Linked DNA regions of Homo sapiens: region 2 is linked to region 1. Evidence: read pairs that join two places in POLR2A ChIA-PET (ENCODE). Cell type or tissue: MCF 10A. All regions are shown on one strand. Links, peaks and the distances in the headings refer to the core of each region. The heading gives the core; the rest is flanking DNA. Region 1 overlaps ADH6 (alcohol dehydrogenase 6 (class V)). Region 2 holds the start of ADH1B (alcohol dehydrogenase 1B (class I), beta polypeptide).

Region 1 (16,769 bases), core at 8,770-16,769:
GGGGGACAGACATTGTATATGGGTGAGGGAATGGCCTGAGCCGGAAATGCCCCAGTTTGGAATGGGGTCCAGGATGGGCCCCTCATGGCGTTTCCTGAATTTAAAAGGAAAAGGCTCAAACGTAGCTGTAATATTTCCTGTTGATCAGGTGGGTGTGTTCTAACACAGAACTGCCAAGCCTCTAAATCATCCTCTCATCTAGCTTGCTGAATTCCTGCCTGAATAGAACTGAGAGCAGTCACTCAAGGCACCACTCGAACAGTCACTGGGGCAACTACTTTTTGCCTATTGTCCTCCGGTGGTGGGTCAGGCTACTCTTTATTCAAAATAATAGGAGGTGCAGAAGGGTAGGGGTGAACCTCTCCCCCCTTTGCCACTTTAGCTTTAGCTGGCAAACAAACCTGCTCTGTCACTTCTTCTGTTACTTCATTATACTCTCCTTCCCCCTTATTATTAGTGTGAAAAGGTTCCAAGGTGGAATGAACCAGAGCCCACACTTGTCCCATTGTTACCCTGATGCTTCTGAGCTCCCCTTCTTACTCACCATGAGGATTGCTTTAAGAGTACTTGGGTGTCCTCCAGCTTAGTTCCATGTTCTCCAACCGTCACTCTGGTGACCCTTCGACGTGGATAAGAGCCCCCACGTATAGGCACCACTTGCCGAGACCAGCTCAGTTGGGGAGACTCTAACCCAGTGGCGCTAGAGGAATTAAAGACACACACACAGAAATATAGAGGTGTGGAGTGGGAAATCAGGGGTCTCACAGCCTTCAGAGCTCAGAGCCTTGAACAGAGATTTACCCAAGTATTTTTTGACAGCAAGCCAGTGATAAGCATTGTTTCTATAGATTATAGATTAACTAAAAGTATTCCTTATGGGAAACAAAGGGATGGGCCGAAATAAAGGGATGGGTCTGGCTGGTTATCTGCAGCAGGAGTGTGTCCTTAAGGCACAGATTGCTCATGCTATTGTTTGTGGTTTAAGAACGCCTTTAAGTGGTTTTCTGCCCTGGGTGAGCCAGGTGTTCCTTGCCCTCATTCTGGTAAACCCACAACCTTCAGCGTGGGTGTCATGGCCATCACAAACATGTCATAGTGCTGCAGAGATTTTGTTTATGGCCAGTTTTGGGGCCAGTTTATGGCCACATTTTGGGGGACCTGTTCGCAACACATTGATATCATCATATGGTTTTTGTTTTTAGTTCTGTTTATGTGATGAATGACATTTATTGATTAGAATATGTTGAACCAGCCTTGCAGTTTTTGGATAAAGCCTACGTGATTGTGGTGGATTACCTTTTTGATGTGCTGCTGGGTTTGGTTTGCCCGTATTCGGTTGAGGACTTTTACATCTATGTTAATCAGAGTTATTGGCCTGAACTTTTCTTTTATTTTTGTGCCTTTGCCAGGTTTTGGTATCAGAGTGATCCTGGCCTCATAGAATGAATTCGGGAGGAGTTCCTCCTCCTCAATTTTTTGGAATAGTTTCAGCAGGAAGGGTACCAGCTCTTCTTTATACATTTGATAGCATTTGGCTGTGTATTTGTCTGGTTCAGGACCTTTTCTAATTGGTAGGCTTTTTAATTACTGACTCAATATCAGAACTCATTATTGGTCTGTTCAGCGTTTCAATTTCTTCCTGATTCAATCTTTGGAGGTTGTATCTTTCCAGGGATTCATCCATTTCTTGTAAGTTTTCTAGTGTGTGTGCATAGACGTGTTCATAATAGTCTCTGAGGGCTTTCTTGTGTTTCTATGGGGTCGGTGGTAATGTCCTCTTTGCCCTTTCTGATTATGTTTACTTGTATCCTCTCTTTCTTTTTTCTTGATTAGTCTAGCTAGTGATCTGTCAACATTTTTATGTTTCGCTGCCATCCTAGAAAGGGGCTATAGTGCTGCAGGTGTCCACTTTCAGGTGGTGCCTGCATATCGTGCAGAATCATCTGTGAACCAGGCCCTAGTCTTCTGTTTCTCTGTCAACTGATCATAGGGAACTCCCCATGAGGCCTTCAGTGCAGGCTGGTGGAGACAAGGCAGGGAGGCAGGAGTGGAGACTATGGGCATTTGAGCCACTTCCTCATGTAACTTACTTGTGCCTTCAGGACCTGCTCAAGCCTGATCACATATATACCACTTCCATTTGATGATGGGATGCTCCTGTACATGACCCACTTTATGGCTAGATGGGTCAGAAAGCACCCAGTTCGTGATAGGCAGTTCAGGTCGCATGGTGACTTGATGACCCATAGTCAAACATTCAGGTTCCACCAAAGCCCAGTAACAGGCCAAGAGCTATCTCTCAAAAGGAGAGTAGTTATCTGCAGAAGATGGCAGGGCCTTGCTCCAAAATCCTAGATGCTCTTCTGTGATTCATCTACGGGGGCCTGCTAAAGGCTCCAGTCACCATCCTATCTGCCACTGACACCTCAGGCACCTTTGGATCTGCTGGGTCATATGGCCCAAGTGGCAGAGCAGCTTGCACAGCAGCCTGGACCTGTTGCAGAACCTTCTCCTGTTCTGGACCCCACTCAGAACTGGCAGCCTTTTGAGTCACTTGATAAATGGGTCAGAGTAACACAACCAAATGCGGAAAGTGTTGCCTCCAAAATCCAAATAGGCCCACAGGGTGTTGTGCCTCTTTCTTGGTTGTAGAAGGGGCCAAATGCAGCAACTTATCCTTCACTTTAGAAGGAATATCTTGACAGGCTCCACACCACCAGGCCCCTAGAAATTTTTACTGAGGTAGAAGGTTCCTGAATTTTAGTCAGATTTATTTCCTATCCTCTGGCACACAAATGTCTCACCAATAAGTCCAGTGTGTTTGCTACTTCTTGCTCACTGAATCCAGTCAACCTAATGTCATCAATATAATGCACCAGTGTGATATCTTGCAGAAGCTAAAAGCTATCAAGGGCTCTCTGAATAAGATTTTGACACAAAGGCAGGGAGCTGGTAAACCCCTGAGGTAAGACAGTAAAAGTATATTGCTTGCCTTGCCAGCTGAAGGCAAATTGCTTCTGGTGGGCCTTATGGACAGGAATGGAGAAAAAGGCATTTGCCAAATCAATGGCTGCATACCAGGTATCAGGATATGTGTTAATTTGCTCAAGCAATGAAACTACAATTTCAATTATGTCACCCCAATTGGAGTCACCACTTGGTTAAACTTGCAATAATTCATTGTTATTCTCTAAGATCCATCTGTCTTCTGCACAGGCCAAATAAGAGGGTTGAATGGCTATGTGGTGGGAATCACCACCCCTGCGTCTTTCAAGTCCTTGATGGTGGCACTAATCTTTGCAGTCCCTCCAGGGATGTGATATTGTTTTTGATTTACTATTTTTATAGGTAGAGTCAGCTGTAATGGTGTCCATTTGGCCTTCCCACCATAGTAGCCCTCAGTCTACAAGTCAGGGAGCCAATGTGGGGGTTCTGCCAGCTGATAAGTATGTCTATGCCAATTATGCATTCTGGCACTGGGAAAATGACCACAGGATGTGTTCAGGGACACACTGGACCCACTGTAAGTCAGACCTGAACTAAAACTCCATTAATTACCTGACCTCTGTAACTGCTACTTTAACTGGAGGACCACAATGATATTTTGGGTCCCCTGGAATCAACATCAGCTCAGAGCCAATGTCCAGTAGTCCCTGAAATGTCTGATTATTTCCTTTTCCCCAGTGCAGTTACCCTGGTAAAATGCTGGAGGGCTCCTTGGGGAAGGATGGGAGAAAGATTCACTGCATAAATTGTTGGTAATGTAGTGGGGTCCTTTCTTTTCTTTTTTTTTTTTTTTTTGAGATGGAGTCTCGCTCTGTCACCCAGGCTAGAGTGCAGTGGGGCGATCTCGGCTCATTGCAAGCTCTGTCTCCCGGGTTCATGCCATTCTCCTGCCTCAGCCTCCTGAGTAGCTGAGACTACAGGCACCCGCCACCATGCCCGGCTAATTTTTTTGTATTTTTGGTACAGACGGGGTTTCACCATGTTAGCCAGGTGTGGGGTCCTTTCTTAAGAAGACTTGGCCTCCCGCCTCTGCCTCCTGGGTTCAGGCGATTCTCCTGCCTCAGCCCCTCGAGTAGCTGTGATTACAGGCATACTGTGGCCACCCTGATTGGCTAACGGGGTTTCTCCATGTTGGTCAGGCTGGTCTCGAACTCCCGACCTCAGGTGATCCACCCGCCTTGGACTCCCAAAGGGTTGGGATTACAGGCGTGAGCCACCGTGCCCATCTTGGTTTTAATTTTTATCTTAAATTTATTTTTAGTTTTGTTTTCAGAGATAGGGTCTCACTCTGATTGTAGTGGTAGAATCAGAGCTCACTGCAACTTCAAACTCCTGGGCTCCAGTAATCCTCCCTCTCCAACCTCCCTAAGTAGGTGGGAGCAAGTTTGTCCAAACCTCAGTCCACAGGCTGCATAAGGTCCAAGACAGCTTTGAATGCAGCCCAACACAAATTTGTAAACTTTCTTAAAACATTATGGTATTTTCTTTCCAATTTTGTTTTTTCTAGCTCATCAGCTGTTGTATTTTAGGTAGAGATGCGGGTCTCACTGTGTTGCCAGGCTGGTCTCCAACTCCTGGCCTCAAGCAATCCTCCCACCTTGGCTTCTCAATGTGCTGAGATTATAGGTGTGACCACTCTCAGCCCATTTGCCTGTTAATGGGTATTTGCATTCCAGGTTTTGTTTTTTTTTTTTTTTTGAGGCAGGATCTTGTTGTGTCACCCAGGTTGGAGTGCAGTGGTGCGATCATGGCTTACTGCAGTCTCCATCTGCCAAGCTCACACGATTGTCCTTCTTCAGCCTCCCTAGTGGCTGAGATTGCTATGTATTTTTAGTAGAGACAGTGTTTCACCATGTTGCCCAGGCTGGTTTCCAACTTCTGGCCTCAAGCAATCCTCCTGCCTTGACCTCCCAAAGGGTTGGGATTACAGGCAATTACAAATACAGTTGCTATGAATATTTGTGTACAAGTCCTTCTGTGGACATGTGCTTTCATTCCTTTTGAGTAAATACCTAGGGATGGAACATCTGAATCACATGCAAATAAATATATGCTTACCCTTTTAAGAAACTTCGTAAGTTTTTTCCAAAGTGGTTGTACCATTTCATATTCCCAATAGTAGTGTATGAGTTTCAGTTGCTCTATGTTCTGACAAATTCTTGGTATGACTAGTCTTTTGGAATTTACCATCAAATAGGTAGGGTATGTTGTTGAGGTCTTAATTTGTATTTTTCTCTTAATCTGTATTTCTCTAATGACTAATGATACTGCATATCTTTTCATGCCTTTATTTGTCATTGATATATGGCTTCTTTGATGAAATGTCTCTTCAAACCTTTTGCTCATTTGTTTTTTGGGTTATTATTGAGGTATGAGAGTTCAAAAAATAGACACTCAGGATATAATTTTTTTTTTTGAGACAGAGTCTCGCCCTGTTGCCCAGGCTGGGGTGCAGTGGTGTGGTCTCGGCTCACTGCAACCTCTGCCTCCTGGGTTCAGGTGATTCTCCTGCTTCGGCCTCCCGGGTAGCTGGGACTGCAAGTGCCTGCCACCATGCCAGGCTAATTCTTGTATTTTTAGTAGAGACGGGGTTTCACCACGTTGGCCGGGCTGGTCTCAAACTCCTGACCTTGTGGTCCGCCCACCTGGGCCTCCCAAAGTGCTGGGATTGCAGGCGTGAGCCACCTCGCCCGGCCTGGATACAAATTATTTACCAGGGCCCAGCGTGGTGGCTCACACTTGTAATTCTGGCACTTCGAGAGGCTGAGGCAGGTGGATTGCTTGAGTCAAGGAGTTCGAGACCAGCCTGGGCAACATGGGGAAACTCCATCCTCTATAACAAATACAATAATTAGCCAGGCATGGTGATGCACACCTGTGGTCCCAGTTACTAAGGAGGCTGAGGTGGGAGGATCGCTTGAGCCTGGGAGGTCAAGGTAGCAGTGAGTCGTGAGCATGCCACTATACTCTAGCTCTTTTGAGACACAGCAAGACCCTGTCTCAAAAAAAAAAAAAAAAAAAAAGAAAAGAAAAAAAGAAAAAACCAAAACACACTCACAATCTTATCCCATACGTGATTTGCAAATAGCTGCTTCAGTTTTTGGCTTGTCTTTCCATTCTCTTTCTGGGGCTGCAGTGAGCTATCATACTCCTGGGCTCAAGTGATCCTCTGCCTCAGCCTCTCAAGTAGCTGGGACTGTATGTGCATGCCACCATGCCTGACTCAAATATTTTTGATGCTGTTGTAAATGGTATTTTAAATTTCAATTTCAGATTGTTCATTGCTGGTGTACTACAAATGCAATTGACATTTGTGTATTGATTTTATGACCTGTAGTCTTGGTCATTTATTTCATCTGATAGTTTTTTGTAGATTTTGTGCCAGAGTTTTCAATAAATAAAACGATAAAACCAGTTTTACTTCAAAAAAAAAAAAAAAGAACTGGCCTCCCCTTCATTCAAGAGGTTCTGGGTCTGTAAACTGGCCCAAGTCTGGAAATTGCTTGAGGGGCTGTGATTCTCTGTTTTTGTAACTCAAATTAGTCTTTTGTCCATTCGACCTGAAAGTTTTCTGCTTATATAAGTTAAGTAGGAATGCAGTAGCTTTCCTATCAATTTTGCTTCTAGGAACACCATAATTAATTAGCCAATGCCAGAGCTCTACATGAGGCAGACTATTCTGATTGCTGCTTTGCCTTTGCTGTCGATTACAGTAGTTACGTACACCTTGCCTTTAATGTTTGAGTGCCACCACTTGGCCCCTGCCACCTCAGGATCCAATTATTCCCATTGTATTTAAATTTTGTAATTGAGTGACTATCGATCCCACTGTTAGATCTAACATACAGTGAAGAGCAATCACAGGGCTCTTCAAGGATGCAAGTGCTACCCTCGCAAATCTATTTCACAAAGCATTGGTTACAGGTATATCTTCTGCACCCTCCCAGTTGGGATGAGTAGATCTAAAGTGACTAATCCACTCCACCATCCCAATTTCTGTGAGCCTTTTGATCCCCTCCTCTACATCAAACCAAGGGAGATCAGGCATTTCCAGCTCGCTCACAGTGGGCCATCTTTTAATCCATATTTCAGCTAACCAAGCAAATAAATTATTAGAACCTTTTTTAACTCCCCAAGCTGCAACATTAACTGCAGAATCCCTACTTAGTAGGCCCAAATCAATAAATTCAGCCTGACCCAGTGCTATGTTCCTTTCACCATTATCCCACACCCTTATTATCCATTCCCATGCCTGTTCTCCAGATTTCTGCTTATATAAATTAGAAAACCCAAGCAGTTCTTTTCGAGTGTAGTGTGCCTCCCCATGGGTCACACTCAACCTTACCTCTAGGGGTCTGTGGGGACTTTAGTCTAATTATAGGTCTAGAAGCAAACGGGGGTGTTGGGGGTGGCTCCTGAGGTGAATCAACATTATCTTGCCTGGCAACTGTTCAAGGGGGGCCATCACTATTGCCTCAGGCAGTACAGGGTATATCTCTTCAGACAAAGGTGGAAAGGCTGATGGCAGCATGGGTTGGGGAGGGGTGTTGCCGCTGCTGGAGATGGGGAAGCTGTTTCTTCTGGCAAAGAAGGTTCATCAGAGTTTACAAGCTCAGTGTCCCCAGCTTCATCACAGTCATCCCACACATCCCCATTCCAAGTTTCAGGGTCTCATTCTTTTCAAATCAATGCCCTCACTTTAACAGGAGACACCTGGTGGGGCTCTCCATGCACCTATCATTGCAGGTCAGCCACTTGCATGATAAGAGCTTGTGTCTGTTTTTCCACAATTTCAGCTCTTCTCTACAGGAGATAAGACTGTCAGGGCAATCTTAGCAGATTTGAGGCTCAGTATCTGCTTCTGATGCCTGGAGTTAGAATCCCTGAGTTCATCATTTTCTTTCTTCACTCTGTCCAGTGAACTTAGGAGCAACCAACCAACTTCATTGTGTCTCTTGGTTCTCCACATATAGTCAAAGGTATTACTTATAGAGTCACTAAACTCCTTGCCTCTCATGAGTGGTGAATCAGTAGTGTCAAATGCATTTATTTTGCATAACTGTCTAAACAGTTCATACCAAGGACTACCAGTATTCTCCATACTATTAGAAGTAGAGTCCTTAGCATTTTTGGGTGTAATCATATTAAGCAGCCAACTCCAGAAATCCCAAAACCAATGAAAGAACTCCATCCTTAATATTCTGTTCCTCTAGAACCACTCCTGGTGCCAAAATCTGTATTAGTTAGGGTTCTCTAGAGAAACAGAACTAATACGTAGGTATTTTATGTATATATATATATACACGCACACACACACACACACACACATATATATAGGAGTTTATTAAGAAGTATTAAGTAACATGATCACAAGGTCCCACAATAGGCTGTCTGTAAGCTGAGGAGCAAGGAAGCCCGTCTGAGTCCCAAAGCTGAAGAACTTGGAGTTTGATGTTCGAGGGCAGGAAGCATCCAGCATGGGAGAAAGACGTAGGCTGGGAGGCTAAGCCAGTCTAGTCTTTTCACATTTTTCTGCCTGCTTTTAAATTCTGGCCATGCTGGCAGCTGATTAAATGGTGCCCACCCAGATTAAGCGTGGGTCTGCCTTTCCCATCCCACTGACTCAAATGTTAATCTCCTTTTGCAACACCCTCACAGACACACCCAGGATCAATACTTTGCATCCTTTGAATCCAATTAAGTTGACACTCAGTATTAACCATCACACTGCCTTTTTCTACTTTTGTTTGCTCGGTTGATTTCTCTCCATCTTTTTACTTTGAGCCTCTTCTGTCTTTGTATGTGAGATGGGTCTCTTGAAGACAGCATATAGTCTAGTCCTGCTTGTTTATCCAATTTGCCAATCTGTGCCTTTTAAGTGGGGTTTTTAGCCCACTTACATTCAAGGTTAGCATAGATAGGTGGAGATTTGATCCTGTCATTGTGTTGTTAGCTGGTTATTATCCAGAATTGATTGTGCAGTTGGTTATAATGTCAACTGTCTATGTACTTAAGTGTGTTTTTTTGGTGGCCAGTAATGGTTTTTCATTTCCATATTTAACATTCTGTTAAGTACCTCTTGTAAGGCATGTCTGGTGGTAACAAATTCCCTTAGCATTTGCTTGTTTAAAAATAACCTTATTTCTCCTATACTTATGAAGCTTAGTTTTGTTGGATATGAAATTCTTGGTTGTAGTTTCTTTTCTTTAAGAATGCTGAATACAGGCCCCCAATCTCTTCTGGTTTGTAGGGTTATTGCTGATAGGTTTGCTGTTAGCCCAATGGGCTTTCCTCTATATGTTATTTGCCCCTTTTTTCTAGCTGCCTTTAATATTTTTTCTTTCATGTAAACCTTAGAAAATCTGATGACTATGTGTTGTATTATTTAGTTCTAGTACTGCTATAAAGGAATACCTGAGACTGGGTAATTTATAAAGAAAATATGTTTAATTGGCTTATGGTTTTATAGGCTGTATAGGAAGCATAGCAGCTTCTGCTTTGGGGGAGGATTAAGAAAACTTACAATCATGGTAGAAGGCAAAGTGGGAGGGAAGCATGTCACATGGATGGGGCAAGAGGAAAGTTGCAGGGGATGTGCTACACATTTTTAAACAACCAGACCTCATGAGAAGTCATTCACTATCATGAGAACAGGACCAAGGGGGAAATCCATCCCGATGATCCAATCACCTCCGATCAGGACCCACCTCCAACATTGGGGATTAAGATTTGACATGCAATTTGGGCAAGGACACAGATCTAAACTATATCATTCTGCCCCTGACCCCTCTCAGATATCATGTCTTTCTCACATTTTGAAATACAATCTTGCCTTCCTAACAGCCCCTCAGAATCTTAACTCATTCTAGCATTAACTCAAAAGTTAAAGGTCCAGAGTTTCATCTGAGACAAGGCTAGTCTCTTCTACCCATTAACCTGTAAAATCTAAAACAAGTTAATGATTTCCAAGATACAATGGGGATACAGGCATTGGGTAACTACTCCTATTCCAAAAGGGATAAATTGGCCAAAAGAAAGGAGCTACAGGCCCTACATAAGTCCTAATATAGTTCACGATAGCCTACATAATAGGCCCTACATAAGTCCTAATATAAACTTGAGTATAAGAGTGCATTTTAAAACTGGCTACCAAAGGGGGCAACTAGAGTTTAATCTCATGGAAAACTCTCTGGCCTTGTTTATTTTGTAGAGACTTCTACCAGTCACTTGTGGAGGGCTGCTTGGTGGGGTATAAATTCCCTAGGTCTTCTGGGCTGTTTTAACAGAAGTAGGCAGATCAATCTTCTATAGTTCTGGCAAAAGCCCTCAGACATGAGAGTGCTGACACCAGCAGCTGAAAGCTAATGGGGCACAGAGAAGTGGTAAGGTCCTAGGAATATGGATGAGGTACTGATGGCAGCAGCTACAAGAACCTTTCATGTAACTTGTACTCACAGCCATTGGCTTTAGATGCAAAATTTTTCTCCTTAATTGCACCTTAATACACAGCTTCTCAATTGTGCCTTAACGCACAGCTTGTCAATTATTTTTCCTACTTCCAGTCTCTGTCCTCTTCATACTATCCTCCACAGTGCTGCCAAAGGCATTTTGTTTTTCTTTTTGTGAGACAGGGTCTCGCTTTTTTGCCCAGGATGGAGAGCAGTAGCATAATCCTGGCACACTGCAGCCTCCAACTTCTTGGCTTTAGATTCTCCTACCTCATCCTCCCGAGTAGCTGGGACTAGAGGCATGTACCGCCATGTCTGGCTAATTTTTTTTTTTTTTTTTAACTTTTTGTAGAGAATAGGTCTTGCTATGTTGCCCAGGCTGAAAAGTCATGTTTTTCTGAAACACAGATTTGGGCATGCCAATCCTTTCCTTGAAAACCTCTGTAACTATCCCTGGTCTATAGAACTAAATCCTTCCCCCTCTTCATTGTTTGGTCCAGCCACACCTCTCTCTCACCTTTCTCACATTCACCATCACAGCCCATACTCTTTCACCAACTTGAACTTTTCTCATGCTATTACATAGGCTCGCAATATTCTTTCTCCACTTGGCAAAACCTGATGCACCCATTGAGGCTAAACTTCAGGTTTCCTTCTCTGTGTATTTTTCTCTAATCTCTCCTAGGTAGGACTAATTTTTCCCCTCTGTTTATTGGTTGATTTTTCCTCTGATATAATAGTTACTATATTGCATTTTAATTACTTTCATATCTGTGTCCCTAGATGTCAAGCTGTATAGAGTCTTCAATACTATGTACATTACTAAATAAATGTTGGTTGAGTGAGTGATTAGTTAAGAGACTATCAAAGCTCATCAAAAAGGCAAAAACAAAACAAAACAAGAACGAAGTTCATACTCTTGTCAGTCCTCCAGTGATTGGTCGTCTGGCTTATGAATGATGTTAGAGAGAAATAAGTGGGAGAAATCAAATTCTTTTGAAATTATTGCGTAGGGAAATGTCAAATTTCACCACTAGAGAGAACCCTAGTGTTAACTTACAACATTTAATAGGAAACTGAGGGTGTGTATAGGATTTAAAACATTTTCAGAAGCTTGTGCCAATATCAGTATAAAGGCTTCATTGTGAATATGTAGGAGCTGATGGTTCTCACTTGAAAATTATCAGGGAACATTAACTCTCAATGTTTGGTAGTGCATATTCCTGGTGGTGCAATAATGGGCTTTTGCATGTACCTTGTGTGTTAGTATGGGGCATTTATATTGCATGGACACATATTATTTTATTATTGTTGGGTGATAGCCTAGAATGTAATTATTCTTGTTCTCAGGTAAAAATATGAAAAACTTAAAGCTTCTCATTATGCAGGCAAAAAATGTAAAAAACTAGTTCTCCCTGAAGGCTGGACTCCTATAGTGTGGATCTGGAGTTAGGTAAACATTGCTGAAGTCCATAAACTGCCCCATGTAGTGACTGTCTAGGGAGGTGCAGTGACAGGGATTGGAAAGAAAGATTTTACTTTGTGCTTCAAACAAGACACTTAATGTGGACAAAACAGTGAGACTTAGAGACAGTTCACAGAGTCTATTCACAGAGTTTACTGGGCCTGATAGGATTCAAATGTGGTCTTGAAGCTGGCAACAACAGTGAATGGTTATACAGTGATATAGATAGTCTCCAGTACTTGGTAATATGTTTGACTGTATATTAACAGGAAGGAAAAAAAGTTCCTGCATTTGTGATAAAATTAGGTGAATTTTGCAACGAGCTACACCATAACAAGACATTCAAAGTGGCTTAAGGAACCGAGCTTTATTGGAGCAAAGAGTGTGGACACTGTTTACAACAAAACGTTTCCGGGAAAACTTGGATTTCCCAAGACCCGAAGACTCCTCCAAGTTCTCACTGTTAGTAAGGTCAATTTGGGGGCAGAACAGGAACATGCCTTAGCTGCTGTCAGGAAATAGAAGAGCAGAGCAGAGTTGGGCATGGAGGCTCCAGCTCAGACTTGGGAAGATGGAGAAGAGCCATCCCAAGTCCAGAGTGAATAGGTTTCATAGCACCCATCTCCTCTATTTGAAGGAAGCAGGCCCCTAAAGGGAAACACAGGATGCCCAACTCATAAGAATCAGACTGTTATGAGAGTCCTTTGATATCATGTGAAAACCATGATGGGAGAGAGAGACTGAGGGTGCAGCCCACCTTCCTGGCCAGTGTTAAATCAGGAAACTATTTTGTTTAGATCAAAAAATGATATTCCATTTTTTGGTCTCCCAAGGTCATCCAAAGTTTACTGACATGCAGGGACCCCTGTGTGATCTAGTGGGAGTCCAGAGCTAGGGGAGTCCAGCTGGAGCAGAAGAGTCTGCAACTAGGAAGGGAACTCTTGTGTGTATGAGGGTTGGTAATAGGCTCTTTTTGTATCAAGAGGAAGGGAAGGAAGTCATATCCCAAGAGGGCACTTAACCTTAGTCCTAATTCTAGGAGAACTAAGAGGGGCTGGGGCAGAAAGTCAAAGGGTCGGGGTAGAAGGATTGGATGCCACAAAGCATTACTGGGGCTCATTTTCCCCTAAGCCACTTCTTGGAGGAAAAACTCCATGGAACACATTAGTAAGAAAGTATACAATTATTCCTGTTTTATGTGAAGATTGGAATAAAAAACAGTTTTGTTATTTAATATTACAACCGCTTTGTAGGAAGTGTGGATCCTGCTAAATGATCCACCTCCTGTATGATGACTCCCCTCATCCCTTTTTTTTCTGCTGGATCCCTAGGTGGCTTAGTTATGAAGATGGGTACTATGAACTGCTGATAGTCAAATCATCCTGACTAATTGAAGAATAATTTGAATTTTCTTTGGCAATCCAGGAGAGGAGAGATTTGTGCCAAGGAGATAGGATAAGTGAGCATTTGAGACTGGGTTAACTTGATTCAGGTTAACCTGAATCTTCAATAAACTCATTAATGCGGAGTTTTGTTTCTTTAGAGTAAAATGGCAGAGTTTCATGTCTAGGCCTGTGAGAGAGACATATAGTGTACAAGAATATAAAGGTCCACAGGTAGAGGAACTATGAAAATGGGAGCATCTTGCATTGACCTTTTATGTCTGAAGGATGTGGAGTTGAGTGATTCAAGCCAACCTTAATCTAGCTCTGAAAAGGAGGCTGATCCTTGGTGACACTGGGTTACGTAAGAACAATTTTGATGAAATGGTTAGGTCAGAAGCCAGATATAGGTCCACTGCGGAGTGAATCAGAAGTCAGAATATAGAAATGGGATTGGGTGAATAATTCTTCTAAATCATGAAAATTACATCAAATGCCATTGAGTTGGTGAAATATCCTTTGGGTCTTGCATGTATTACATTGTACTTAAAGTAACAGGATACAGCGGATACTGAAAAAAAGAAGAAGAGAAAAAAGGTTGGAACATTTTTAGAGCAACATTTGTGTTTTGGATTTCAAATTCTCACTTTGTAGAGCAGTAAACTAGATTTTTTTTCTCTTTAGGTGAAAAATGAGAAGATTAAATAAGCCATGGGAAGATTTTTTAAAATGACATGAAACTCCAAGGGTAAAAAGTAGGTAAGCAAGCTTATACTCGTGTGGGGAATGCCAGTTTCTGGGTTATGGCTGGTTTCTGTTTTTTGGGTCAAAGATAGGATTCAGAATTAGGAATCCTATGAATAATTCCTCTTCTCCCCCAAAGTAGAACAACAAATACAACAATGGCCTATTTGTGAACTACCTTCTTATGTTTTTAAACTTGAGCTACAATTTTATAAGCTGACTTCCATTAATATGTCATGTAAAAAAAAAATCCATATTGGAAATACAATGCTAATGGCAAAAGTAACGGTAGGTGAACACTTAAATACTTTCAGGATTATGTATTTTATTAGCTAGAAATAAAACAAAATGCAGAGGGGAAGGAGATGCTTTACAAATTCCTGAAAGCCTCTTCAATTATCAGTATACAGCTTCTGCAGCAGGGACGACCCTTCTTCTACTCCCAAGCCAATACACCCTTTCTCTTGGTCTCAAACACACAGACATAAAATTTATGTGGGCAGTTTACCATTTTCCAGTTTTCATTAATTCAACTGCTTCATTGATTTTATCAAGATTCAGAGTATGAGTAATTAGTGGATCTAGATTCAACTTCTCTGCCATATAATCAGCAACCAGTTTAGGGATGTGCTGTCTGCTCTTCCAGCCTGGAAATACAGATTAATGATGAATTTTACACATGAGGCTTCATTATAAAGGAAAGGTCATTCAAAGTAACTGCTGAAGTTGTTGGCTTTGACTGAGAAAATCTAAGCCTGTCCCGTTTACTTGCCTCAATCATCAGGAGAATGCCTACCCCAACCACACACATTATATAGAGGGCTGTGTTCCTAAAGGAGACTTCTGGTACTACAGAGGAGAATTAATTCAAAGCAGATAGAATGTGGACCTTGCCTTGAGTGTTCCTGGTGTCATGTTGCAATCTCTGGGGAGCAGTGAATCTATATCTAATGTATAACAAAGGCCAAGGTCTTGGGAATCATGGAAAGAAGCAATTCAAATGTTAAATATAGCACATTTTTTTGTGTGTGCATTCCCTCATGTGTATGTTTTGATCTGCCACTTCATAAAAGAGTCAAATAGCTTAAAGGAAAAGAAGAACTCTCACTGTGGCAGCAGTCCCAGTGAAAGCTCTTGGGAAAAGAATGTGTACAAAGCAATATAAGAATAAAATGTGCTTTCTGGAAGTAAGAATTGAACAAGCAAAGATGGAGTTAGCTAAGGTAAGATGTAGTTTAGCATTGTATTTTCTCTATTCCCGTGATTTTCAAGAAACACATTAAATTTAGCACTGTGCTAAGTGCCACGCTCAGTGAGTTACCACACAGACTTTGGCAGTCTGCTCATTGCTAGAAAGGGTGGGTGTGGTGTAATTGTGCAAAGTATAATGTGGCGTAATCTGCTTAGTGTTCTATGCGGATTATTCTGTGATAGGATCTTGACAATTACTTGCTTTTCTTGGTTCTAGCTTAGGTTAGGCTCCCCAACTTCTTCTCCAAACTACCACAAACTCTTCTAATAGATTTATTTTTAATTTAAGTTTGTTTCTGTTATGTGTAACCAAGAATACTAATTACTGTTCTATGTCATGACATGAAGGGCCAGTGTATATTTCTATTTGTTTTTATATTTTGATTGGTGATCTGATAAAACATTTTTACATCTATGTCAACCCTCCACTTTTTTTCTTATTTCAACCAAATGACATAGGAAAGAAAATTCTAGGACCACAGACGGGACTAGGCAGTGTTTCTCAACAAGGGCACTACTGGCATTTTGGGTGGGGAACATTCTTTCTTTTGCACATTGTGGGAGGTTTAGCAGGACTGTCCAACACCTGTTAAATGCTATTGTTGATTGAAAATCATTGAACCAGAGGACTATACTATTTGTGGAATAAACTAATTTACATTAATGATCACTATATGAGTGCTAGAGTGGCCAGTGAATTAGTTTCATTCACTGAGGGTTTTAAGAATATTGGTAATCTTATTTTTATAAGACTTAGCTGAGTATGTGTATTTTGAATTAACATTATCATCTATAAATACAATAGAGAGAAATGGCAATGGATGTATTCAATGATCTTAAATAGAAGAACTGAAATTACAGTTCTTCTATTTAATAGATTATATATATAACTGGATTATTACTTTTTTTTTTTTGCTGGTCCTGCCATGTATCTACTCTTTATAAATGAATTAGGTAAGGCTTCTAATATCTGTAATAACATGCTGCCATAGCTTACTTGGGGACTACAGACAGCTCACTTGTGCAAGTAATTCAGGCACTCCTCTAATTCTCATCTCTTTTTGCCCAGGCATTCAGATTGCCCAGAGTTTCTGGATAAATACATTTCTTCGTAAATTTCAGATTTCTTGCTTATGAGCCCAGAATCTTAAGCAGATTTATTTAATTTAGTTTGTCTTCTACTTTTTCAATAAAATAGTCTTCTAAAGTCTATAAAAATGTTCCAGGACAGGTAAAAAACAGAAAATCAAAGGATTCTATAAGATATTTTTCCTCTGGGTAAAATAATTCTTATTTTTTTTAATCAATAGTATTTCTTTTAAATCAAGAATCCATTGTGTTTAATATATTTGAGTTGGTAGCGTGACAACTCATTTGTTTGGGATAAGATTTTACATGAGTTGAACAATGACAACTAATGGCTAAGTATATTCTCCAAAGAATCCCAGCTGGCAGGTGTATAATTTCGCTGAA
Region 2 (14,660 bases), core at 1-8,000, 120 kb after region 1:
GTTTGTCACACAATGCAGAGAGAAGCCTCAGAACCTTTAAATTGAATTATCATAGTGAGATATTTTACAGTGTGGTACACTCCTAACACAAAAAAAGGACTGGACATAGTTGCACAGGTTTATGTAATTAAACAATTAAAAAAATCAATTGATTATATTGAATGACCACATGCACCTGTAAACACATTGAGCAAATAAGTACAAATTTATAGAAGAAAAAACCAAATATCTGTATTCCTAGTGCTAAGTGATTCAAATTGTATTATTATTCAAATTGTATCATTGATTTTCTGTAAAACCATATTAACTTTTAAATGGGGAAGATACTGTTCCATAGGATTTTTGTGGAAATTCCCTGAATTGTATCATAATGGACCCCTTTTAATCAGAATTTGCATGTTGATGTCTTGCTTAACCTTGATGATTCTAATGCTGTGAAATCAATGAGTATTTTGTAAGATATTTTATAGTAAGGTTAAAGGATATTTCAGTCTTCTGAGTCAAATTCCTCTCATCAAACTTCTGTCAGACAACTTTCCTGTGTTCATAAAAAATTTGAATAAAAATAATAACACATTTGAATTATGGTTTCTTATTATAAAGATAACTTGCCATTAAAGACTTTTCTAACTTTAGATTTACAAATCAGTCATGATTAGCTTGGAATAAACTATCATTTTACTGTAAATTTATTTAATGTAGGAAATAAAGACTAATAGACACAGGTTCTATACATTCCTGTTAAAGGTACTTAAGAATAGCTTATTTCCACTGCAGTTCAGTATACATTACATATTGAGGTGTATATTGCATATCATATTTCAGCATATCATTTCTAATTTAGATATGAATTTTAAATTATTCATCAAATACTGTATTCCTTTCTTTGTTATATTGATGAGAATATATTACCAACAGTAATATATTTTTTGCTTACTTTTCCTGCTGTGCTCATGTCGTTTCTGTCTTCTCTGCCCACCAGCAGACTGTGAGTCTTTGTGGATTTCTTCTCTGCTTGAGTGCATAAAGCAGATATATTGCACAGATATTTATTTTGTTTGCTTGTGTAACATCCAATTCCAATTCCACACGTGATCTATGTCTTTAAGCCACACCCACTGGATTATTCCCAGACTGTCAAAACAGATAAAAGGGTACTGAACCAGCAATCAAAATATTGACTTCCAAATTCTAGATAAGATTTTGTTTTCATTAGTTTAAATATTAAGTTAAAGTGATAAATTGTAATCACTTTCTCTTTTCCTCACTTCCCACCCCCCCCCGGCCTCTGGAATTCCTTGTTTCTCTTCTTTCAATCCCACATAGGTCGTTCTGCCTTGTATTCCCTTTGTCTGCACTAAGCTGCAACTTTGAATGCACATGGGGTGGCGAGGAAGGAAGAAGAGTAAGAAAACAGGAAAAACGAAGTAGGATAGAGAGAGCAGCCTCTTTGTCTTTACAGCAGAGAATCAGACACCCAATTAGTCACAGCAAAGGGGATCACTGTGCCTGGCAATTCTGCTCCACTCAAAACTAGTATGTATGGACTGAACACCTCCCTGTGTCAGGCACTAAGCTGGGTCCAGTGGAGTAGCAGTGATGAATAAGACATGACCTCTGCCTGTGCCAAGAGGCAGTATGGGGCAGCGGTGATGGCATGGCTTGTGGGACCAGGCCAACCCAGTTCCTTACTTGTTCTGTGTACTTGGACTTATTATTTCACTGAATTTTTTTTGCCTTAATTTCCTTATCTGTGAGATGAAGATGAATAATGGCGTCATTTTAAAGGACTGTTTGTGAATAAATGAAATAATCCTTGTAAAGCACTCATCATGGAGTTTTGCAGATAGGAGCACCCTCCTAAATGTTAGCTACAATTATTATTCATGAAAGAAAGCTCACAGTTTATAGTGAAAAGACACGCAGGAAACCAAGTCTACATATCAGCCTGGCTGGGAAGTGCCCTATCACAGGGGTCAGTTAATGCTTTGGGAACAGAGACAGAGTTGCTATTCAGAATGAAGGACTCAGGGGAGGCATTGTAGAGGAACAGGCATTTGTGGCAGATTTTAAATAATTGTGAGAAATGGAGCAAAATCCTCACTGGATCATTTCCATTACCCTTTGATCAATGTAGCTAGTATCCTCATGGCTTTCCAAGCATAGGAGTTTGATTTTTCTTTTATCCACACTTGGAGGCGTCATAAAACTATACAGGCAACTATTTAATTAGATATAGTCTGTCAATATGAACATGTTAGCATAGAGGACATATTTCTCTAAAATTGCCAAGGGAACATTTCAGTAAGCTTTAATTATGTAGGCACTGAGACTCACACCAAGACTGAGAAACATTCACCCAATAGAAAGCAAAGGAGGTCCTATGATTTTAGTTGCTTCTAGTTTGGAAAGGTATGACGGAAAGAAGATAGCCCCAGATAACCTGGCTTTAGCCTTCTCATCCAACTATTCCTCACCATTCTCCAATACAGGGCCTATGCTCTTTAGAAGCATGTATCTCTGTGGTCCTCCAAAGAGGAATCCATTCCTCATTCAAGCTCTTGCTCATCATGCTTTTTCTCTTCTTTTCTGTCCCTCTGGCCCATTCAAATCCTCCCCAAACTTTGAGATCTAGGACAAGGTCGCCCTTGTGGAGATATGTTAACGCCATCTCACAGTCATGCTTCACTTCTTTCCATCCCTGTCATACTAGCATCCCTCCTGTGGTTTTAGGGCCCATTCTCTTTTGTGGCCTTTATATTTAGTGTAGAGATCAGTCTCCTAAGTTCTACTGGAAATTTCTGGTCAGAGATGTTCTTGAATTTCATTTAAATCTTCAACTGTACCTAGTTTCATGTGTACAATAGGTGTTTAATGAAAGATTGTTGAATTCTTGTGCTCCTTTATGTTAGGACACGCACTGTTCTATGAGCAGTCCCATAATCCAGAAGATCTGGTGTCTCCTCTTTAAGGGATTACAGATTAGCAGTGGGATTGGCTGTGGTCAGGTAGAGAAGACAGAGAACCCTCCTGTGAAGCAGGAAGTGGTGAGTGCCAGGAGAAAGTTCAACGTGGAATCAAAAGAGGAAGACCCTACTCCGTCTTTTCATTGTGAATTCTCAGCTCTTAACTCAATGAGTGGCACAGGGTGAGTGCTCAGATATTTGTTGACTAAATTAAATGAATGACATCTAATTTGAGAATGAGGAAGCCTTGAAAGAAAGATATTTTATTAAGATTTATTAAGAAAGATGAGTTGCAGTTGAGAGGTATAGATGCAGTCAGCATATGGACAAAGAATCTTGAAAACATTTTTCTCCCCTAATACCCCCTTTTATACATTTTTCTGTTTAATCCTCTCTCACACCTGTAGACATAGCATTTCAGGGAATTATAGCCACTACCACCTTGTTTTCAAGGCCCTAATGAATTTGGAAATGTGATATCCACTTATGAGCTTGCATCACTTTGTGAACACATGGCTCCATGAACTGCCAAAAGAACTTTGGCACAAACTTCATAGAGTCAAGAGATCTTTCTTAATACCATCTGGCAACTACTCTGTGCTTACTCTTTGCCCCACCTTCTAAAAGTTTAAATGGAGGGGAAGAGCAGTTGTCACATGATTGAGTGTCAGTGTTCTAGTATCAGAGGGCCATGGCAGGCCTGTAGCAACATCTGGAATGTCCAAAGGTAACCCTGTCACTCTCTAGGGGTCACAGGGCATCACTTTCCTCTGTTTCTCTCTCTGTGTGTGTCTCTGTAAGCCAGCCCGATTCTATATTACATTTCCACCAACTACTATATTATAAATGCAGCTTATCCAGAGAGATGATATGCTTGCTTCAGTTTGGGTCAGCGATCCCCGGTGTGCTAGGCAGAATAATGGCCCTCAAAGAGGTCCACTCCTAATCCCTGGAATCTAGGAATATATTGCTTTACATGGAAAAAAACGAATTTTGTAGGTGTGATTCCGTTAAAGGTCTTGAGATGGGAAGACTAGCTTGGATTATCCAGGTGAACCTAATCTAATCTTATGGCTTCTTAAAATTGGAGAGCTTTTCCAGGTTGTGGTCAAAGAGGGAGATGTGTCTACCCACAGCCTGTAGATGGCCATGTTTGCAAGAAGGGTGTGTTAATTTTCTATTGCTGATGTAACAAATTACCACAAGCTCTCTTGGAAGGTTAGTGGAAGGCAAGGACTGGCATCTCTAATATAATTATGCATGTAATGATGAGTAGTGCAGAGATGTGACTCCAAAGCCTCGAGAAGGACAGACTAGCATCTCTGTAAGAGATCCAACTGTCTCCTTTTCCCCATGGGCCAATAATTTACCTGGATCTAAGAAATAATATTGTAACTGGCAGAAAGTACCTTCAGTACAAATTCTTCATTTTTGGGGTTAAATCATTTGGCAAAATGGTAAGATTAATATTATTGTAAAGATGATTGCTAGAAAAAAATTGTAACATTTCAAGTATGTGCATAAATAACAGACTTTAAAGCATTTTTGGGGATGAGATGCAAAATGAAGAGTGGGAGAGGGACTTTAGTAGCAATAAATAGAACTTGAGAATGGAATAGTTACATAAATAATCTATAGAATATTACAATAAGTAGAGTAAATTTTAAGTTCCTAGAGGAATTTTTGAAAATACCCACATTCAAAACCATGAATTCTTACTCAATTAGCATTTCATTTTGATTTTGGTACTGAAGCCAAAGATGTTGAGGGAACTGAAATGCTTGCTGGACTGGCTGTGGCTGTGGAGCCTGGAATTCTTCCATGAAGAGCGTGTGTGAGAGAACAAAATGTTTGTTTACATTCCTCCTGTGAAGGCAGTTGGGAAATAATCTAAGAAGCCCAATCCAAAAACAGAGATGTTCCATCCAGCCTTCTCTGTGATAGCCAAACTGCAAACGATCTGAATGCTCCACGAATGATTTACTGATGTATTTTAAATGAGTTATTGATGCATTTTAAGTTATTCTGATGATGTGCTTGGCATATGCTTAAAAGTACATTTACTGAGATGATGTGGGAATACCAAGTGTTTATTAAAACAATACAAAGTAATACAAATGGTATGGTTGTCACAATATAAAAATATCTAAAAGCTAAAGAGTTCTTTAATGGTGGAGAATTTTTTCCTTTTGAAAATTAAAAATATATTTTGTTGTAAAAATTACAACTGATTAGTATCAGTATGTAACATCCATGGAGTGCTGACTTTGCTAATCTCTGTGCACACATTGCCTTACTTATAGCAATGTTTAGCATTAACTTATCAGGTAGATACCATTGCCATGCACATTTTACAGATGAAGACACTGAGGTTTAGAGAGATTGTATAAATTTCCCAATGTAACACATCTAGTGGTGGAGCCAGGATCCCAGGAAGCCTAACTCGAGTTTAATAACCTAAATATCAATAAAATAGCTAATATCCTTGTCACTGTAAGTATGTGCCACTTACTGTTCTAAATGCTTTACAATTAACAGATCATGTAATCCTCACAATAATACTATTAGGCAGATTCTACTGTTATTACCATTTTATACAAAATGGTATAATACATACAAAATATGTATTTTGTATGTCTTCGTCAGCCTTAAAGCCACTTTTGAATTTTTTAGCATATTTTCCCAGAACATGTCAATTTTATTTCCATTTAAATTGCTTGAGATATGAGATGATGACATAGTCCCTGAAAATTTTATTCCCAGCTGTGTATCTCCCTGGAGTCTTTGACTTACTTCCATGTGGGCAGGAGGTGCTTTGCATCAGGCCACACCTGCCATCCTGGAGCCTCCTCACCCTCATCCTGGGGAATCCCTTCCCTCTTCTCAGGGTGAGAGCATCAGCTTCTCAGATACCACATCTTTCTTTGAATTAATTTATCAGTTTTGGGGCACTTCATTAGTAATCTTCTGGAGAAAAAGTTACACCAAGGGGTGAATTTATTGAGATCTTTTCTTTCTATTGGATTTCTACTGTGCTGTGATGAGTTTTAATTCTCAAGAGTTTTTTATGGCAACATATTCTTTTTTCATGTATGTAATATCTTTTTACAAATATTAATAACAGCTTTTAAAAAAATTTTGAATTTTTTTATTTCATGGATTATTTCTTCCAACTTCTTTTTTCTTTGCCTGTTTCTATCTTTCCTATTACAAAGCTAGAATCACTCCACATTTCTGATGATCTCGGTTGTCTTCTGTTGCAGGATGGGGCACTAATGAGCTATTGGGAAGCTCTGAATACAAGGGTGGCATCTGTGTCATGTGAGATTTGCTACAGAACTATCTGGCGGGATTAATTGCTGGGGGATATAATGTCAGTAAGAGTAGGTATTTTCTCTTGGGCTGGTCAGATTTTTCAAAGGATGATTTTGGAAGTTTCCATGTAGAAGACACATGCCCAGCTGCCAGCACTCTGGGGCCCAAGAGGGCAATTGAAAATTCAAATATAAGCCACTTGGGAGAAAAAAGGCAAAACCCAGGACTACCCAGGTAATTCCAAAAGCTTGTTCGCATTAATCTTGCAAGACTATAGCCAAAAATCTATTGGACCTTATAATAATCTCATCTTTAATAGTTCTAAAAGTTTTCTATTTAGGCCTGCGAGAATTTTCTTATATCCAGACTTAAATGTCTGCCATTGATAATCTTAGATTCCTGAATGATCCAGTAAGAAAACATTTCTATGACTCTATTACTCCATAATGCATAACATCTTCTTAAGGCTTTAGAGGTGACCGAGACAGTTTATATTATTTTGACAATTATTTGGTCAGACTTTTTTTAAATAATAAAAATTACAATTACAATACCTTTATTTTACAATTACATGTACATGTTGGCAGCTGGAGTCTTTCTTTATAGTTTCTTTATAAGTTAAAAAAGTAATAAAATTATAAATCTCATCCTAACTAGTAAAACCAAACAGTTATGGTTAAAAAGTTAACTTTAGTTCTTCAACTCTTTTCAGATCCTTGTTTCTGAGATGAACAGCCTGTTCTGTATATTTCTATATCTTTCTCTATGCTCATACAAACCTATATATAATTACAAATTTTAATTTGTTTTGTCTTTCACAAAAATTGGATCATATAGTACACATTACTGTGTAACTTGCTTTTTATACTTAGTGATGCATTATATTAATCCCTCCGGATTTTAAGATATAATTTTTTTTGACATGAGGACTTGCTCTGTTGCCCAAGCTGGAGTGCAGCGGCACGATCATGGCTCTGCCTCTGCCTTCCAGGCTGCAGTGATTGTCTCACCTCAGCCTCCCAAATAGCTGGGACTACAGTTGCATACCACTATGCCTGGCTAATTTTTGTGTTTTTCTGTAGAGACAGGTGCCGAGACCAGCTTGGTCAGGGAGACCCTAACCGAGCGGGCCTGAGCGTTAGAGGAATTAAAGACACACACACAGAAATATAGAGGTGTGGAGTGGGAAATCAGGGGTCTCACAGCCTCCAGAGCTGACAGCCTCAAACAGAGATTTACCCATGTATTTATTAACAGCAAGCCAGTGATAGGCATTGTTTTGATAGATTATAGATTAACTAAAAGTATTCCTTATGGGAAACAAGGGGATGAGCTGAAATAAAGAGATGGGTTTGGCTAGTTATCTGCAGCAGGAGCATGTCCTTAAGGCACAGATTGCTCATGCTATTGTTTGTGGTTTAAGAAAGCCTTTAAGCGGTTTGCTGCCCTGGATGGGCCAGGTGTTCCTTGCCCTCATTCCAGTAAACCCACAGCCTTCCAGCATGGGCATCATGGCCATCATGAACATGTCACAGTGCTGCAGAGATTTTGTTTATGGCCAGTTTTGGGGCCAGTTTATGGCCAGATTTTGGGGGCCTGTTCCCAACAGACAGGGCTTTGCCATGTTGCCCATGCTGGTCTTTAACTCCTGAGCTCAAGGGATCTCCCTGCCACAGCCTCCTAGAATGCTGGAATCACAGGTGTGCCTGACATCCGACTCCCTAGTTTTTAAAAGATTCACTTACCATTCAAAATAGGGAGTTATCATTCCTTATTTTGCCAATCAGTAAGTTTAAAATTCTTTTTTCTTCTACAAATAAGGCTGCAGTAAGTAGCCTTGTCTCTATATTCTTACACAAATATACTTTTATTTTTATGGAGTTGATTCCCAAGTGTGATATTGCTTGGGGCGTGCATGTTGGAAATTTTAATAAATATCACAAATTGCTTGTCAGAAACCTAAGACAATGCACATTTCTACCAACAGTGTAAGCTAATAGATAAGCAGTAATATCTCATTTTGCTTCATTTTGTATTTTTTGACCACTTCCAAGGCCCAGTGCCATTTAGTATGGCTGCTGGACATTTTAATTTCCTCTTCTGTGAATTTCCATCATTGTCCATTTTCCTATTATCTATTTTTAAATAAAAAAGCACTTGGATACTAGAGATATCATTTTTTGTCAATCATATATGTTGAAAATATTTTTTCTTGTCTATTATTTTCTTTCATAGTTTATTTGTTTATACCAAAATTTGAAAATTTTATCCATGCTCAGAATTTGATTTGAAATACTTTTATGAAATTATTGGAGTCAACTTCCCACTTTGTTTTTATATATCATGAGAAGTCAAAGAATCAAAGCAATATATTCTCACAACCATACGCATTTTCTCCCCATCCTCTTCAGCCTTGTGTCTATCATCCTGTTTCAGCACTTATAAAGTCACTTCTGTGGAATACTTGATTACAGACCTAGCCAATAATTTCTACGCTGGAATACATATTTATATATAAATACAATCCCTTAACTATGTAAACTATCTGCCCTATAGTACAAATTCCTTTACATAATATTCTTGAAAGTCTTAAATAGAAGCAGGCCAATCAAATTTCTTTAATAACTTTTTAAAGAATGTCAATCACATTCTTTAATAATTTATAGGAACTTGACATCGAGAGCATCCTCATGAATTCTATTGCCATGTTGTGTGCTATGGACTGAAGTTTCGTGTTCCACCAAAATTCACGTGTTGAAGTCTAATCCCCAGTGTGATTGTATTTGGAGGTGGGGCTTTTGGGAGATGATTTCACTCTCTTGAATGGGGTTAGTGCCATTATAGGAAGAGACACAAGGTGATAATTCATTCAGTCATGTGAGGATACAGAGGGAAGGTGGCTGTCTACAGGCCAGGAAGTTGCCCTTCACCAGGCACCAGTTCTGTTGGCCCCTTGGTCTTGTACTCCCCAGCCTCCATAACTGTGAGAAATAAATGTCTGTTGTTTAAGCCACCCAGTCTGTTATGTTTGGTATAGCAGCCCAAGCTTATTGAACATGATGATAGACGGAATTCTAAGCTGACTCCCAAGATTCCAGCTCCCTGGTGTACATGCCTTGTATGATCCCTTATGCTTACATGGCTTGGGGATGGAACCTTTGAATATGATGGGACAGCCACTCCATGGATTAGGTTGTGTTACAGAGCAAGTGCTGATGGAATAGTCAGGTGTGTGATCATCTGACATTATAGGAGACTCTGTTGTGTTAGACTTGAGGGGTTTTGGAGTCAGGAGTTTGGGAGCATGAGAGGATGTGCGGAGGGAACCATGCTGAGATTGTTCCCTGGTCAACAGCCAGCAAGAAACTGGAAGCCTCAGTCCCACAGCCACTAGGAACTGAATTCTGGGACCAGCAATGTGAGCCAGAAAGAGGGCCTCAAGCTCCAAAAAGGAACACAGGCCAGCCTATACCATTGAGACTGCAATTGGAGCAACTAGTTAAGCTGTTTCCAGATTTTTGACTTGCAGAAACCATGAGATAATAAATGGTGTTCATTCAAGCCAATAATTGTGTGGTAATTTGTTACTCAGAAATAGAAAACTAATATACACGTGAATAAATGTTTTATATAATTAATCACTTTCAACTCTGGTTATTTTTTCAAGCACGTTTTCAAAAACTTTAGAGTAAACTTTTATGTGTAATTAAGGGAGATGTTTAGAAAGGGATCTCTTCCAGGAAAGCCTTCAGAAAGAGGAGAGAATTTGGACAAACTTTTTCATGATATAAAAAAGACTGGTGAGTAGAGATGCCAGTGTCACTTGGGATAAGATTTTCACTTGTAGGAAGGCATGGGAGAAACTGACAAGATAATGTAACTTACTAAAAGTGTTTAAAAATAAAAAATTCAGCTTCAAATAGAAAAAAATTATAGAATAGAGACAAGATTTAGCATAATTTATGAAAGATTATGATGTAAGAATTGAAACATAGTATAACATAATTTTAAAAATTCTATATACTGGCTAAATGATAAAATTGCTTTTATTTCTGCTTCTGATATTCACATAAGGAGTTTTAAGTGGAGGGTTTAGCCAACAATTTTTGTAGTTGTGAAAAAGTAACAAAGAGACTGTAAGGACTCCATTATTAATTGAGGTCAGAGATTCTTGCCCCACAAAAATGACTAAGAGTTGGCCCTACAACAACTGTACCTCCCATTATTTTCTTTTCTTATTTTTTTTATTTTTATTTTTTTGAGATGGAGTCTCGCTCTGTCACCAGGCCAGAGTGCAGTGGTGCAATCTTGGCTCCCTGTAACCTCTGCCTCCTGGGTTCAAGTGATTCTTCTGCCTCAGCCTTCCGAGTAGCTGGGACTATAGGCGTGTGCCACCACACCCAGCTAATTTTTGTATTTTTTTAGTAGAGGCGTGGTTTCACCATGTTGGCCTGGATGGTCTTCATCTCTTGACCTTGTGATCCTCCTGCCTCGGCCTCCCAAAGTGCTGGGATTACAGGCATGCACCTCCCATTCTGAACGGGAGGTAGACTTTGCATAAAAAACTGCATTTGAAAATCCTAGAGGGCCTTCAAACTCATCAAGTCCATTTCCCAAACTTTACCATTGTGATGGTTTGAATATTAGTCCTTCAAATCTCAATTTGAAATTTACTTGCCATTGTAATAGTATTAGGAGGTGCCATTCCTAAAGAAGGAAGTAGGCTAGCCAGGCCCAGTGGCTCATGCCTGTAATCCCAGGACTTTGGGAGGCTGAGGTGGGCAGATCACTTGAAGTCAGGAGTTCGAGACCAGCCTGGGCAACATAGTGAAACTGTCTGTACCAAAAAATACAAAAATTAGCCGGGTGTGGTGATGGAATCCTGTACTCAGGAGGTTGAGGTAGGAGAATCAGTTGAACCTGGGAGGCAAAGGTTGCAGTGAGCCGAGATCATGCCATGCACTCCAGCCTGGGTGACAGAGTGAGACACTGTCTCATAATACATACATACATACATACATACATACATACATACATACATACATACATACAAAGTAGGGCAAAAGGCTCTGCCATTATGGGTGAGGTTAACTACATTACAAAAAGGTAGATTTAGCTTTTTCTTGCTCTGTCTCACTCTCTCACCTTCTACCATGTGATGATCTAGCAAGAAGGCCTTCAACAGATGTTGGCACCTTGATATTGAACTTCCCAGCCTTCAGAACTGTGAGCCAATACATTTCTCTGTTCATCATAAATCACCCAGTCTCAGGTATTCTGTTATAGCAGCAGAAAATGGACTAAGACAACCAGCTTCCCCACAAATACCTGATACTGTCTTTAGATCCTAAGTTGGTAAATTTGGACAACCTTTGGACAACCACATCAAGTTGTTAGGCTGATGCTTTGGAATTAGCTTTCTTCCTCTTCCTTTTTTACCACACACTCTTGATATTGATGACATGTCACTGATATGTTCTAAGAATGTCTCATTTATCTGGTTCCCTGCTTTTCCTTTGTCACTACTTGAAACAGAATCCATTCTGTCTTGTTCACAGCTAAAACCTCCTCATTCTCTCTATTCTTCTCCTCACCCTCTCTATTCTTCTCCTCACCTCTAATACACCCTCCTCAAGGCCAAAAGAATGAGTTTAATATGCCAATCTGATCATATCATCAATCTTCTCCAAAAAGTTTTAACAGCGTTCTTGTTCTTAGAGGGTAAAATCTAAACTTCTTGTAAGGAATCCAGGAATCATTGTTACTTGGCCATAGACCTTTCCCATTGTGAAGTTTACAGGCCATTAATTTTAAGTTCTTGTAATTCCTTAACGTGCTCTGCTGTTTCCTGCTGAACCCTTGGTCTTGGATGCCCTCCTCTAGTTTTGCTTCCATCAAACTCCTCCTTATTCTTTAAATTTAGGCATAAATATTTGCATTAGGTACCAATCAATAGAATGGAACTTTCAGGTTAAAAGAGAAAATTGCCATTTTCTCTTTTAGGTATTCATTTTGGATCTAATACTTATCCCTGCCCTGCCTCATTCTTCCTTTTGCTCAGAACTATTGTGAGAGATGGAGAGCAGATAGCTCAGAGAACCACAAAGCTCTTTGACTCTCAGAAGTCAACTAGCACATTTTGAATGTCCTCTGTCTTTAAATGTCCCTGAAGAAGGAGAAGATACCAAATGTAAAATAAATAGTATTTGACTGCTCCAAATTATTTCTGCTATTCATTACAGTTTGAAGATTTTGGAAAGATTAAATCAAAAGCCTTAGAATTTCCTTCCATTAATGAAATAATTTATTCTGGCTTTTGTTTTGCTTCCAATTTCCTGAGGTTTTAATTAAGGTTCAAAATAAGTATTTAGTCTTGAAGTTATTTCTGAGCTCTTTTCTCCCACCTACCTAAAACATGGTATCATCTAAGTGATGTTTATTATTTAAATTTACAATAACCTAAAAATGTTTCAATACTGTAGCTATAATTTAACTTCCACTTATAAGTGAATACATGTGGTATTTGGTTTTCTGTTCCTTTGTTAGTTTGCTAAGGATAATGGCCTCCAGCTCCATCCATGTTCCTGTAAAGGACATGATATCTTCCTTTTTTATGGCTGCATAGTATTTCATGGTGTATATGTAGCACATTTTTTTTTTATCCAGTTGGCCATTGATGGGCATTTATGTTGATTCCATGTCTTTGCTATTGGGAATAGTGCTGCAATAAACATAAGCATGCATGTGTCTTTATGGCAGAACAATTTATATTTCTCTGGGTTTATACCCAGTAATGAAATTGCTGGGTCAAATGGTAGTTCCGTTTTTAGCTCTTTGAGGAATTGCCACATTGCTTTCCACAATGGTTGAACTAATTTAAACTCCCACCAACAGTGTATAAGTATATCCTTTTCTTTGCAACCTTGTCAGACCTAGCCATTCTGACTGGTATGAGATGGGAACTAAATGATGAGAACATATGGACACAAAGAGGGGAACAATGGACACTGGAGCCTCCATGAGGGTGAAGCATGGGAGGGAGAGGAACAGAAAAAAGAACTATTGGATACTAGACCTAGTACCTGGGTGATAAAATAATCTGTACAACTGCCTATGACATGAGTTTACCTACATAACTAACCTGCACATGTACCCCTGAATCTATAATAAAACTTTAAAAAATAAAAATAGAAAAACCAAAGAAACAAACAAAAAACTCAAAAACTGTAGTTATATCTCCTTAAGGCAATTAGATATCTTCCAAAACACAGTACGTTATTGGTTTCTGAGTGAGTAGTAGTCTTTAAATACATTTCCATAAGAATTATCTGTTGATCTCTCTGACCTGCTTTCACTGATAACTACGGAGTTATTTGCTGAAGTGTCAAATACCTCAAAGAGCAAGCCTGGAAACAATGGAAACCAGATATTTTTATCTCTCTGGTTATCTTTGTTTATTAGTTTTATTGGTAAGGTGTTAAGCAACCTGTGGGTTCTATGGTGATTGTGATAGTGCCGTGCAGGTGATCTGGACCCTGAGATCTAAGTAAAAGAAATGAGCAAACCAAGTTAATATATGTAAACATCCATCTCATTAAATCAGTGTTTGGTACCAGCTCCACTTTTACTTTTGTCCCACCAATTTTTCTTTCTCTTTTTATCCAATGGACCACTTCCTGAATGTTGCTAGATATTTGATAGGCAAATAGAATTTAATGTACTTTAATAAAATAGTTATTTTAACAGTTTCAAGGAACATTTGGTTACAGAAATGAATAGTCAGGTGTCTAAGCATGTGTTTATCAGATATAGATTTGCTCTCACTATACTTCAACATGTGAGCAATTTTCTAATAATTCTGTCGGGATGACTTTCTTTCTAATCCCAGGGCAGCATGTATGATTTATAAAGTAGAAAAAAGTTAATTCAGAGTTTTGTTTGTATGCCCTTTCTGGAGGTGCTAAGTCAGTGCACCTCACACAGTTATTAATTAAACCGTCAACATAAACTTTTCTCTTTTTAAAGTTTGAAAAGTTTCTTTATTTTGACAAAGCCTTTGGCTGCTGGCTAAAATGAGTGCAAACTATGTACATTCACAGAGTTACATTATAGAGGGGGTGATCAGCATATATAGAAGTCCTTGATTCTAGAGTCAAAATTTGCTGGAAGTCACCCAGATCATGTGCACCACTTTAGGTCCACCAGGACACAAGCCACTCTGGGGTTCCACGTTTATGTTTTGATTTTTACTTGCCTTTTTAGACCCACCATTGTCAATGTAACTAGGAGCCAATGCATGGTGCAGAAGGCTCCCAGGTGCCACTCTCACCCCATGGAGGACTGTGCCACTCTATAACAACACTGGCAGTGCCCACCTAA

What was found. Peaks named below come from ENCODE experiments on the same cell type or tissue, not always from the same donor. Only the 100,000 strongest peaks of a DNase experiment are listed, where the experiment ranks them.
Region 2: POLR2A ChIA-PET joins it to region 1 with 8 read pairs; 1 of 35 experiments calls an interaction of 5 or more read pairs at or near these places.

The regions. Positions count from the first base shown.
Region 1 is chr4:99,190,372-99,207,140 of GRCh38, forward strand. It overlaps ADH6 (alcohol dehydrogenase 6 (class V)), which reads right to left. Exons shown (of 9, transcript NM_001102470.2): 8 at 14,554-14,692; 9 at 12,268-13,872. The coding sequence ends at 13,848. LOC100507053 (a long non-coding RNA gene) reads left to right here. Exons shown (of 10, transcript NR_037884.1): 4 at 13,986-14,060. Among named protein-coding and RNA genes, the nearest start is that of ADH6, 20 kb to the right of the region's middle. RefSeq lists an enhancer at 14,695-15,196. In MCF 10A, for the core only: no CTCF peak of the experiment used is centred there; DNase peaks (open chromatin) are centred at 12,350, 14,960 and 15,400.
Region 2 is chr4:99,320,377-99,335,036 of GRCh38, forward strand. ADH1B (alcohol dehydrogenase 1B (class I), beta polypeptide) reads right to left here and starts at 1,025. Exons shown (of 9, transcript NM_000668.6): 1 at 938-1,025. The coding sequence starts at 955. RefSeq lists a promoter at 991-1,297 and an enhancer at 1,191-1,297. In MCF 10A, for the core only: no CTCF peak of the experiment used is centred there; DNase peaks (open chromatin) are centred at 3,515 and 4,795.